Regions from separate parts of the Homo sapiens genome. Here region 1 is linked to region 2. A link is a contact called in ENCODE Hi-C or POLR2A ChIA-PET data. All regions are on one chromosome and are shown on one strand. The core of a region is the stretch at or near the end of the contact, and the rest is flanking DNA. Distances in the headings are between cores, read along the strand shown. Region 1 has its middle 39 kb from the start of LINC00524. Region 2 holds the start of LINC03117 (long intergenic non-protein coding RNA 3117).

What was found. A loop is a pair of places that touch in the nucleus more often than their neighbours do. ChIA-PET counts read pairs that join two places held with the same protein, here RNA polymerase II (POLR2A). Pooled maps may share reads with other maps.
Region 1: a map of ovary shows a loop between it and region 2 (3-fold over the local background). The contact joins the enhancer-like site here to the promoter of LINC03117 in region 2. A Hi-C loop is called at or near these places in 6 of 168 maps with a recorded cell type or tissue (ovary, prostate gland, testis and 1 more) and 3 of 50 pooled maps. POLR2A ChIA-PET finds 5 or more read pairs at or near these places in 2 of 52 experiments (HepG2 and PC-9).

What each region holds. Positions count from the first base shown.
Region 1 is chr14:101,365,463-101,371,524 of GRCh38, forward strand. No RefSeq gene overlaps it. Among named protein-coding and RNA genes, the nearest start is that of LINC00524, 39 kb to the right of the region's middle. Within about 2 kb of position 3,894, at least 3 of the 41 ENCODE cell types and tissues checked have a DNase peak (open chromatin) inside an H3K27ac peak, as active enhancers do; they include ovary, testis and uterus, where a contact is called at or near this core.
Region 2 is chr14:101,473,470-101,479,418 of GRCh38, forward strand. It overlaps LINC03117 (long intergenic non-protein coding RNA 3117), which reads right to left and starts at 2,321. Exons shown (of 4, transcript XR_944220.2): 1 at 1-2,321. RefSeq lists enhancers at 268-1,046, 2,350-3,027 and a silencer at 3,714-3,897.

The sequences.
Region 1 (6,062 bases), core at 2,644-5,143, 110 kb before region 2:
GGACTTGAGGGTGGGGATTTGTGCCTGATTCCCACTTAATCGGGATAAGCTGCTTGGAGAAAATGGGCTGTTATAATCTCTCCTTTCATGTCTGGCCAGGAATGTTGCTACTCTACGCAGAGGGCGGCATCCAGGCTCCTAAGCCAGCTCAAGAGAGCCCAGGGGTCAGCTGTCCCAACATGACTCCGGCCATGGCTGGGGAAGGTCTCTGCCAGGAGAAATGGTACAAGTGGAATAAACAAGGAGGCAGCCTGCAGAAACAGGCCTGCACCACACCAGCCGCCAGGAGCTCTGTCTGCATTCCTGGAGTCGGAAGCCACCAAGAGGCAGGGCCCGGGCTTCAAGACAACGGCTCCTTACCCTCCGCATCCTAGACTCTCCTCCTCACACAGCACAGAGGCGTTTGAGCTACCTGGGACCAGCAGGTAGCTGTGCCTGCCAGCCCTCAGGGCCCTGACACAAACCCCAGCCAGCAATGTGCCTCTTTTGTAAGAGGGGACTTCCCAAAGAGCCTCCCATCCCTTCAGTCCTGATGCCTAGTCATGCCAAGATCCCAGGACGAGGGGGGTGCGGAGGCTGTTTGGAGTCTGTGTGACAACCCAAGCGTGACCCCCAGAATTGCAGCTGAGTGGCTGTGTGACAACCCAAGCGTGACCCCCAGAATTGCAGCTGAGTGGCTGTGTGACAACCCAAGCGTGATCCCCAGAATTGCAGCTGAGTGGCTGTGTGACAACCCAAGCGTGATCCCCAGAATTGCAGCTGAGTGGCTGTGTGACCCTGGCACGTGGCTGATGTCCTCATCTCATGTGGCAGGACGAGTAGATGCACACACGGTTGAAAGTTGGTCATTTCAAGGCCAGGGGCAGTGGCTCACACCTGTAATCCTAGCACTTTGGGAGGCCGAGGCGGGTAGATCACCTTAGGTCAGGAGCTCAAGACCAGCCTGGCCAACATGGCGAAACCCCATCTCTACTAAAAATACAAAAATTAGCCAGGTACAGTGGCAGGCACCTATAATTCCAGCTACTCAGGAGGCTGAGGCATGAGAATGGCTTGAACCAGCGAGGCGGAGGTTGCAGTGAGCTGAGATCACGCCACTGCACTCCAGCCTGGGCGACAGAGTGAGACTTCATCTCAAAAAAAAAAAGTTGGTCATTTCAGAAAGAGTGGACTACAGATCAAATCCAGTAGAGTTCCCCCCTCTAGACCTCACCTAAGTCAAATTTGCAGACACAGAGGGCGATTGGTGTCTCTCAGGAGCAGAGGGAGGGGAGGATGAGTTAATGTTAACAGAGAGAGTGTCAGTTTGGGAAGACGAAACATTCTGGAGATGCGTGGTGGAACGTATGTGTACTTAACGCCACTGTACTGTACACTGAGAATGGGCAAAATGGTAAATCCCATGTTAGATATATTGCACCACAACAAAAAACTCAAAACAAAGAAAGGGTGGACTACACTTATATATAAACACGACCTTGTTTGCAGAATTTAATTCATAATATATATAAACTGTGTAAAAATTGCATAAACATATTTAAAGTTTTAAACATAACAAAAACAATAACAAAGATTGAGAAGCTGGGTGGTGTCGGGGCGAGTCTGAGCCAAACCTCGTCTTTTCTAGTGTGTTTTGTTGGGGGGTACACAAATGGGTTTAAACAGCTAAATCAGCACCCAGGACAAATATTTCAATTAGCGCTATGGGAGAAACTCATCAGAAGAATTGAGCCCAGAGTGGCGTGGGGCTGGAGTAGGGTGGGAGAACTGGCGTCACCCCTTATACCTTCCTGCAGTATATAGCTAACATTTGATGATTACTAAATCATGTCTGCACATCACTTCACAATAACTTCAAACAGCTGCGATTCAATCACCCATGAAACGAGCTAAAACTTTCTCCAACAGAGACTTTAAAATCTTCAGGCAACTAACTTCTCTTCCAGGTGTTCCTGGTCTTGGCTTCCTGAGTTTGAACCTACAGATGTTTCTGACTTGAACTGGGTCCCCCACCGGGTTTGCAGCCTCAGGGGAACGGAGGACACAGTTTCCTTATCCCTCTGGGTGCCTTGTGTCCTCACCCTCTCCACCTCGCCATCCCTCTCCCCTCCGCATCGACTCCTCCTCACTCTCCAAGACACAGCTCTTGGGGAAGGAGGGCTGTAGCCCCAGCAGGATCCAGTCCCCTGGCTCCAGCCCCAGCAGGAGAAGCCCTGGGGAAGTGCAAAGGCAAACAGGAGTTTGCACACACACAGCCTAGGGAGCACAAGGCAGCCCCCGCTGCTGGGAGCCAGGAGGATGGAGGCCAGCCTCAGAGGATGAAAGCAGAGGTGTGGAGAAGAAGAGCGGGTGAGGGGAGGGCTCCGGGAGCTGATGGAAAGAGAGCCTGCTCCTGTGGCTCTCCAGACCCTCCCTTGCCCAACCCCCCTCCTCCTCCTTCCAGCCCCTACCTCCCCCTCCGCACTGCCTCCATGGGCACAGCAGGCATGCGATTAATATGCACAGCCAACTGAGGCCTGTGGCACCGTCCTGTGTCTCTGTGACTGGACAGTTGCCATCACACTGGACGCGGGGCGGTCCACGCTGCTGTGGGGCCTGCTTAGTGTGTGCCCACGGAGGGTCAGGGCATCTGTCCAAATCCGTCTCACACTGTGCCCTGGGTTCCACGTGGAGGGCGAGCGGGTTTCTCCAGCACCCCTCGTGCACATCAGTGTTCTGTGCTGATCCCTGCTGGGCAGTTTTATGCCCCGGTTGCCATTGGGTGGGCACGTGGCTGTCCTTAGTGTAGCAATGACTCTGAATTCTTCGGTACGATCACAGGAGCCATACACAGCTTCCTGCCCACAGGGAGCTCCTGGACATGGGGAGGCAGACGCCAAGGCAGCAGGCATGGCCCAGTAAACAGAGGGAAGTGACGGGGCTGGGCATGAACACAGGCGGAATTTGGGAAGCCTCTGTGACGATGCACTTTTAGTGGTCAGTGTCCCTCTGCTGCGCCCCTTGGTCAAATATCTAATGACGTGCACATGCATAGGGCATGAAATCATAAAACCAGACAGGGCTGTGGGATGCCCATATACAAGCCAACTTCCTTTCTTCACAAATAAGCTCAACACATGTGCTCAGAATGCTTATGTGGCCCGGCCCCAGGTAGAAAGCTGGTGAGGACCACGGCCTTAGACACACATTTACATATAAACCACTGTGTGCGGAGACAGGCTCTTCTCTTCTCTATTTTCCCTGAGGCAGGGACTGGGACCCTTAATTATACGTAAGAAAAATGGAAGGTGCAGGCACCGCCCTTGCTTACCTCTGTCCTAAGGGCTGGTGTGGGGAGCAGCACTCACCCCACTGCCTGCCTCCCTCCTGGGCCTTCGGTGCCCAGCAGTTGTTCCAGTTGAGAACCAGAAACATTTTGTCACACAAACACCACATGGTCCCCTGTCTTAATCCGTTCCTACTGCTGTAACAAAACATCTTGGGATGGGTGATTTCTAAATCATTGGTATTTATTTATCACCATTCTGGAGACTGCAAAGTCCAAGATGAAGGCACTGGCAGAGGCAGCATCTGGAGGGGCTTGCTCTCTGCTTCCGAGGTGGCGCTTGTCCCAGGTCCTCACGGACGAAGGGGCGGAAGAGACAATCAGGCTCCCTGGAGCCGTTTCATAAGGGTACTGATGCCATTCGTGAGAGTGGAGCCCTGAGGACCTAATCACTTTCTAAAGGCCCCATCTCGTAAGACTATTGCATTGGGGATTAAGTTTCAACATGAATTTTGGAGAGACACAAACATTCTAGCCATAGCACCCTCTAAACTCAGAGTTGGGTGCCTCTAATTTTCCTTACAGCAAGCATTGCCTGTGGACACTTACCAAGTGGCCAGCTGGCCAGAGAACTCATGCGCCAGCCAAGAAGGTCCGTGAAGAGGGCCTCGTGAACCCCCAGGGAACAGCCGCCAATGGCAAGACTTTTTCTGCATCCCCGCCCGGTGGACTCTGTCAGGCCTCACCCTCCTCACCCTCTGGCTTCATGCTGTTCCCTGGCAGTGGTGTTTTTTTGTTGTTGCATTCTTTCTTCCCAGCATTTAAGGATGAATTAAATTCTTTTCCTTTTTTTCCTGATGCAAAATAATAACAACCCAGAAAGGAAAAAAAAAATCCAGCTGATGAAAACTCCTGATGTGTCTAATAAATCTTTTCAAAGCATATTTGGAATTGGCCAGTCCAGTCGGGCACAGGACATGCTGCATTGGGGTGAGCGGCGGCCAGGCCGAGAGAAGGTGGCCCGTGGCGTGGCTGGGCCCGGAGTCCAGTTCTGCCACTTAGATCCGTATGGCCTTAAGCACACCCCTTATGTTTTGGGATCTCAGTTTTCCTCACTTGTAAAATGGAAATACCCATGGCCACCTCCCAGGCGGTGGTGAGGATGAAACACCCCGTGCATTGTAGGCCTCCGTTATAATCACAACCTCTGCCCGCTAGTAAGTCCCAGTGAATGAGGCCACCAAAGCATCCTCAAAGCCTGGAATTAAGAATGCGTCAGAGATGACCTGCAGGGCATGTACTTGTATCCCTGATTTGCAAATAACTCAACTGCGCCTCAAAGAGGTTCAGAAACAAGCCCAAGGCCACAAAATCAGAGAGTCTGAAACCACAGCCTCCTGCTTGGAAGCCAGCAATCTTTCCACGTCAGCTCGTCCTCGCCACCACATGAATTTCCTTTCTCCATAAGCCTTAAAGGAGCAGGAAAGGACTCACCGGGATGCCATTTCTTCCTCCTTCATCGCCCTCTCCCAGACCTCATCCAGAACCACACCAGGCTTCCTGCGGCCACTCTGAGAAGGACCAGGGCTCCCGGGGATGCTAGGGAGGAAGGCACCCAGCACTGGTTTCCTTTCTCCATCTCCAAGGTCACAACACTGGCCATGCCCTCTGCCAGCAACCCGGTCCCTGGCAGGTGTTGAGAAACAGGCGCTCTTGGTTGGGAGAAGCCAGGGAAGGGGCCTCCAGGCCCCAGCCTAGCACATACCAGGCGTTTCTCTTCATTCTCACTGCCGCCTGGGGCCGCGTGGCTGAGACTGTGCCCTCGCGTAGGGTTCCCATTTGGGCATTAGCTTCAGGGAGCACAGGACCAGGGCAAAATATTCAGCTTCTCTGTGCCTTGGTTTCTTCATAAAATGGGAATAAGGTAAGACCAGCCTTCTACAGTCTTGTAAAGGTTAAAGAATGATGCACACTGCTGGGTCCAAGACCTAAATCAGTGCTCAGATGTGCTGCAAGCTCTGTGGAGGAATGCAATCACCGGTACCATGACTTTGGTCTATGGCCCACCATCGGGTCCTCAGCCAGCCCCACGGAAGGGGCCCTGTTTTCTCTTGTGTAAGGGAGGACAGTCATACACACTCTGCCCACTTCAGAGTTGTTATAAGAATGACATTAAATCATGTCACGCGAGAGCTCATGTAAGTTCACACATCTATTTGTGCAGTCACCAAACACAGGCTGAGAGCCTACTGTGCATCAGGCACCATGCTAGGCACGGGGGATTCCCAGAGACAGATACCCAGATCCCAGACATACGGCGTTCATGGTCTGGCTGGGGAGGAAACACATAGCTGCCTCTGTGTGGTAAGGGCACCTTGTAAGGAGCACACATGGGTGGCCCTGGGCACAGACAGAAGGATGCTGGGGTGAGGAGTAGGGAGGCACCATGGAGAAGTGAGGTGTCATGGAGAAGTGAGGCAGGTGCCCAGCAGGGTAGGGCAAAGCTCTTTAGGCTGGCACACTGGGTCCCATGAGGTACATCAGCCCTGGAGACCTCGGGACAGCTGGGCGATGTCCACATCAACATGGGCTTCGAGCCATGATGAGGATCCACCACACACTCTGCACAGCTGACCCTGCACATCCTCTTGCAGAGCTTGGGAAGGACCCAGACAGGAAAGGAAGGAGGGCTGGAGCTGGGGTCTTCCCAGTGGAAACCTAGGCCATGGGGCTCACTATACAGTGGTACCGGAGGCACCTCTCAGATCCCAGTGGAAATGGCTTTGTGGAAGGCATA
Region 2 (5,949 bases), core at 1,071-3,570:
CTGGATGCGCCCGGCCTGCTGTCCCACAGTCCCACCCTGCCTTCTCCTACGTGTCCTTTCTGAACTGCCTTCCAAGCTCCTCCCAACCCCGTAGGGTCCACCTCATTGTGCCTCCTTTGTCTCCTCCTCCGCAGCTCCCCTCCCAACACTGGGTTCCTAGCTCCTAGAGGTCAGAGGTCACACTTTTCCCTCTCTCTGTCTCGGTAGGTGAAAGCAGTAAGTGGCACCTAACGGGAAGTGATGGGGTTGGTGGGGAAGAGAACAAAGTGTGGATCAGTCCTGAGGAGGCTGTGCAAAGACCCAGTGCTGGGTCCAAGGCCCAACCCCAAGAACCAGGATCTTGTGCCTCAGTTTCCTAACTGTAAAAGGGGATGTTGGAATCACGTGTGTCAAAGATCCCTTCCAATTCTGTTCTTTGTGGGTTTTCTCATGTCTAGAGCTGGAAGAGGGCAAGCAGAGAACGCCCCCGCCTCCAGGCCCCGAGCACTGTGAGCTGTCTGCCTGCACAGGGCTGCCTGACCCCACCCTCCTGACCACGTCCCCACTCCTGGGGACGGTTCCCGGCCTCCACGGCATCCCGGGGAAGGCAACAGAGATGGACTGGAGGGCACGGGAGGACACGCATTCACTGACCGTCCAGCCCAGCAAAGCAAGAAACCGTCAAAAACTAAAAATTCCATTTGTAAACAAGATCGAATTATTTGATTGTGAAACCAGGGTCCATGGAATTTAAAATAATTTAATATGAAACAATATCATTTGAAATGCTGGCCAGCCAAGGACCTGGACGGGGAGGGGGACTCTGTCCTCCTGTGCCCAGCCACGTGGAAACCCAGCCTCAGAGAATAATAACAAATCATTCTACAGCAAGTGTGGCTGAGATTCAGCTACGTGGCAGCCCCAGGCCAGGCCCGGGGGGCAGCCGGCGAAGACTCCTCGTCCTCTCAGAGTTTACGGTCTAACTGAGCAGACCAGGGTTGGACAATTAAATAACGATGCCAGAAAGCAGGAGAGGAGTGAGTGGGTGGCACTCAAGCCAAAAGGGAGGCCTGATAGAGCCAAGGGGAGTGTGCTGTGGGCCATGGCACTGCCAGAGGAGGCTCTTGGGTGCTCTGGCACCGCAGTGAGCAGCTGGGGGCTTGGTAAGTAGGGAAAGCCAGCACTCAGAGGAGAAGGTGGCAGAAAAAGAAATATTCAGAATAGGAAGCGTGATCATTTGCAACCCCAGCTTTGTCTTGTACTGCCCATGCCAACTTGGGCAAGCACGTTATCCCAAGCCTCAGTCTTCTCATCTACAGAATGGGAACAATCCCAGTCCCTACTTCCTGGCTGTTGTGAGGGTCGGAAATCATTCACGTGCAGCCCTCTGGGAGCCCGTGTCCCTGACAGACAGTGGTGCTCCAGGTGGAGCACGAGGCACCGCTGGCGCTGTAAGCAGATGCCTGTGGAGGGAGGGGAGGAGCAGGTTTCCTAGAGGCCTGGGAGGGGCTGATGCCTCTGCAGTGGGCTCTGCACTCAGCTGCCTTGAAATCCCAGCAACAGTGCCTGCCTGGAGTGACGGGAGCAGGCTCTTTGGGGACCGGGGGGTCAGGAGGGCACATGCACGTGCCTTGCAGCTGGTGCCTCTTGGAAGGATGGGGAGGCGGGGACCCGGCAGACCCTGGTGCACCGACACTCCACAGCCATGTCTTCTGCCTCAACATAAACACGATTGGGAATAGTTCAGGACTGTAAGAGCAAGAAAAACAAACCCAGGGAAACCAAAGAGCGCGCAAATGCTAACTTTCATGTCACATCCAGAAACCACATGTTCATCAAGCCACCTGCGGGCTTGTAACTCAGTGGGGAGACACAGGGTTGTTGTCCTTAGAAAAATCAAGCTATCCTTACAGCTGCAAGGGGAAAAGTCCAGTTGCTGCCTCCCCTCCATCATCCTGGACCAGGTCCCCCCACAGAACAGCCCTTTGAGGCAGCCAGGGAGCTTCCCGTCGCTGTGGCCACCTGGGGCATGGCCCCTAAACCTTTCCGTGCACAGGGGGTTGGGGAAAAGCCCCGGACCTCCAGGCTGATGAGTGGCAGGCCCAGAACCCCCATCAGGGTGCCCAGCTCCCCAGTCTCCCTGTCTCACCACCACCCCAACCTGGGCTCAGCCGCCCCCGTTCAGGGCAGGCAGGACTTGTCCTGGCCTCGGGGAGGGGCCGGGGAAGAGGAGAGAAGACCCCAGTGGGGCCCCCCAGGCCCGCACATGCCGCCCGACTACCTGTGGGCTTGGGGAGGGCTCCAGATCACTCCTGCCCTCAGAGACGGCGATGCTGAGAAGTGTTATTTTTATTCCTCCCCAAGCCTTGCCAGATTACATTGTCAAGGCCAGCACTTTGGAGATATTTCCTTGGTTTCGCAATTCACACAGTGACTAACACATGTTACATTTTGAAAACTTCTCTGGGTAAAAATTTAAGCTGAATTGTAAATACATAAAAGTCTCAACGTTAATGGGGTACATGATATCTCAGTGACTATTGTGTAACACCAAGATTCGGAAAGGATGTGGAATTCCATATAGTCGGGTGAGGATGCCGTCCCAGAGCCGCCCTGTGAAAGCATCATTGTGAGCAGCAACCTTGCCTTTCTCTGCGGTTATGTAAGTTACAAAACCCTTTGCCTCTTGGCCTCGTGAGGCATCAGGACCCTCAGGAGGCTGGAACTGCAGAGCTCCGCCCGCGATGATGAATCCCCTCCAGGGGGCATGTGCACACGTGCCCGGCACACCCTGCCAGGGGCTTCATGCTTGTGACCTCCTTGGCACCATGAGGCACTGGGCTACAGGTGACAAAACTGAGGCACATGCATGTTAAGGGACTTGCCTAAGGACATCCCCTGACAGAGGCAAGCAGGACTCAATCCCAGATGGAATGCTCACTGCTATGCCCATCACCCCCTCAGCCCCTGGTGCTGGGCAGCTATGAGCCATGCTGTGCCGTGTCATGCACACTGCACCCCCCCCCCAATGATGGCACAGGATGGCCCCCACCAGGACAGGCGATGCATGGGCGGTCACCTGGGGTCACTGTCAGAGCATCTGGACTACGAAATGAAGGGGATGGGCCACTTGGCAGTGTCCCTACGCAAGCCAGAGCTACAGGAGCACCTGGGCATAGGTGTGGGAAGGAGGCAGGGAGAGAAGGAAGGAAGCAGAGAAGCCAAGAGTGGTTGGGGAGTGGCTGTGTTGGGAGCCAGTCCCCCCACTGCCCAGGCTCCTGCCCAGCCGAGTGCCCAGAGCCCTGCCCATCTGCAGCAGCCCTGCCCAGCCCTCCCGAGCCTCCACCTGCCTGTTCATTGCTTTGCTGGATGACGCTTATCAGCCTCTACTTGGCCAGTTTTCTGTTTCATTTCCCCGTTCAACATTGATCTCCACACAGGACTGTAGACTCCATGCAGGCAGCACACTGTCTGCCGGGCTCCTGGCCGCATCACCAGAGCCTGGCCCCAGGACTGGGCATGGTGGGCATTGAGTAGTTATTTGTTGAATGTATGCACCTCCGAAAGAAAGAGGGAGCCACCATCCTCGCCTCGCTGCTGTGGCTCACTGAGTGGCTTTACCACCTAAGATGCCTGCTGCCTTTCTCCTGCTCCTTCTGTGACCTCAGACAGGCAGTGCAGGGGAGGGGTAGGCAGGGCAGCTCTCTCCTCAGCAGAGCTCACCTTGGGCCACTCAGGGGCCAGGAAGTGGCAGTGCAACTCGAGACGTTTATGACACAATCAACTCCCTGCTGAATATTGATTTTTCTTCAAAGCTCAGGGCCTATCTGTCTGGGCTCCTCCCAGCGCCACCCCCAGCCCTGCCTGGCGAGCCTGGAGACTCCAGCAGCAAGGCTTCATGCTCCCAGACGCTGCAGGTCCCCCTACTCCGCCCTGGTCAGGGCCCTCCCCACCGACATCCTGGTAACTTAGACATTGCAAGCCACAGCTGCCGCAGTGTGCCAGAAAACGTCCCTCCAAAGACACAGGATTTATGAAGGACTGTTCTCTGCTGTGTCAGGAAGGGTATTCACACAGGTTGGGAAGCATCTCATGTGCTCCTTTATTGACTGTGCTGGGAAATACTGAAGTGGGCAAATGCCGTCCATCTGAGCTCTCAGGACACGTAGGGGATAAAGGGGAGTTGAGGCTGACCAGGAGGCTATCACAGGTCAGTGTGATAAGCACAAAAATAAAAGTATGCCCAGGGCACCAGGACGGCAGGATCCGCTCGAAGTGGGGTCGACAGAGGCTTCCCAAAGAAAGGAAGTTTCCACCATCTCTTGCGATTTTCATTTGGCATCTCCAGAATGCCTGTTCTATTAGAACCAACTAAGGCCTTAATGGGATTACTCAGCTTTCAGTCATAACAAGTTTGTCTAGGTCATGTAGGGAGGTACTTTAAAGTCATTCTTCCTTCTCTTTTATTATAGCAATGACTTACAATGCTTGAAAAAACATTTTCCTTAATTCAATTACCAAGTGAGCTAAATGCATTTGCTGGAGATAATTAAGAATCTTTACAAATATAAAACAATTATCCCATCAAAATACAGTGCTGGATGCTATTATTCACGCTGGGTTTTCAATCAGAGCCCCCTCTCCCCTTTTAAAGCAATTCCAAAGCCCCCTGTGCCTGCCTTTGCTGGCCGTCCCTGTGAGCCCAGGCCATTTGTCCTGCCAGCTCTCCAGCACCATGGAAGGGCGCCCTGTCTGCCCGACCCCTGGCCCGGAGCCACCAGAGCTCTCTTCGCTCACCTCTCTGGTCCTAGTCTTGGCCCAGAGCAGGTATCAAAAACAACGTGACACAGACCAGAGGAGCCGGGGGAGACGTGACAACTAAATGCAATGAAGTCCCCTGGCGTGGGTCCTGGAACAGAGACAGGACATTAATGGGAAAACTAGCGAAATCCAAATAAAGTCTGGAATTGAGTTAACAATGGCCCAATGTCAGCTTCTGAGTGCTGGCAAATGTACCACGGTAATGTGCGCGGTTCACAAAGGGAAGACCGGGTGGGGGGCGAACGGGAACTCTCTGTACTATCGTAACTTTTCTATAAATCTAAAATTGTTCCAAAATAAAAGTTTATAAAAACAAAGCAAAACAACAAATGGGACTGAGTGGGCAAAAGAGAAGGCAGAATGTCTCCATTGCTGAAGTGAGTATTCCTGGTCTTCAGAAACCCGCCTGGCCCCCACACCCACCCCCCACCTCCAGTTGCAGTCCCGTCTCAGTTCCCTCTGAAGACAAGTCTCAGGGACCAGCTGCCTGCGGTTGCTGCCTCCACTTCAACACTATCTCTCCCCACGCTATTTGTCCTGAGCCACAAAGTGAAGGTGAGGTGTCAAAGTGAGCACCTGCAGGACGGCACCCTGGATGTTTAGCCTAAGAAAGCTCCCCCGTCCTCCTTAGAGAAGCCCCCACATTGCACACCAAGGAGTGAGGCTGAGGCAGTGCTGCTGTCAGTATTCTCCAAGGCCGCTAACTGGACCTCTGGACAACCTGCTCTTCACAGGGCCCCCTCAGTCCCTCCTGTCCTGGCCACAGGCCACAGCCTCCCTCAGACAGGCTGGAATGAAGGAACACACTGAGCCTGGTCTGCAAACCCTGGCGGGGGCTTGTACTGGACAGCAGTGCTGATATGGGGTGGGCTGAGTATAGCAGAGGCATAACTTCCATCCCCCAGGTCTGGGTACAGACACAGGCATGACTTCCATCCCCCAGGGCTGTGAAAAGGAGACGCTGTCCAAGGCACCTCATCTGACGGTGCTTGCGATGACCGTGCAGGACATCAGAGGGGCCAGAAGCACCCACGGCCCTGCGGTCGGTCGTATTTACCTCATCATTGCCATGCCTTTGAGGAGCTTTCCTGGGCCTTCTGAGTGCCTGAGCTTGGGAAGTAACCAGTGGCTCTATGAGATTTCCCCCAG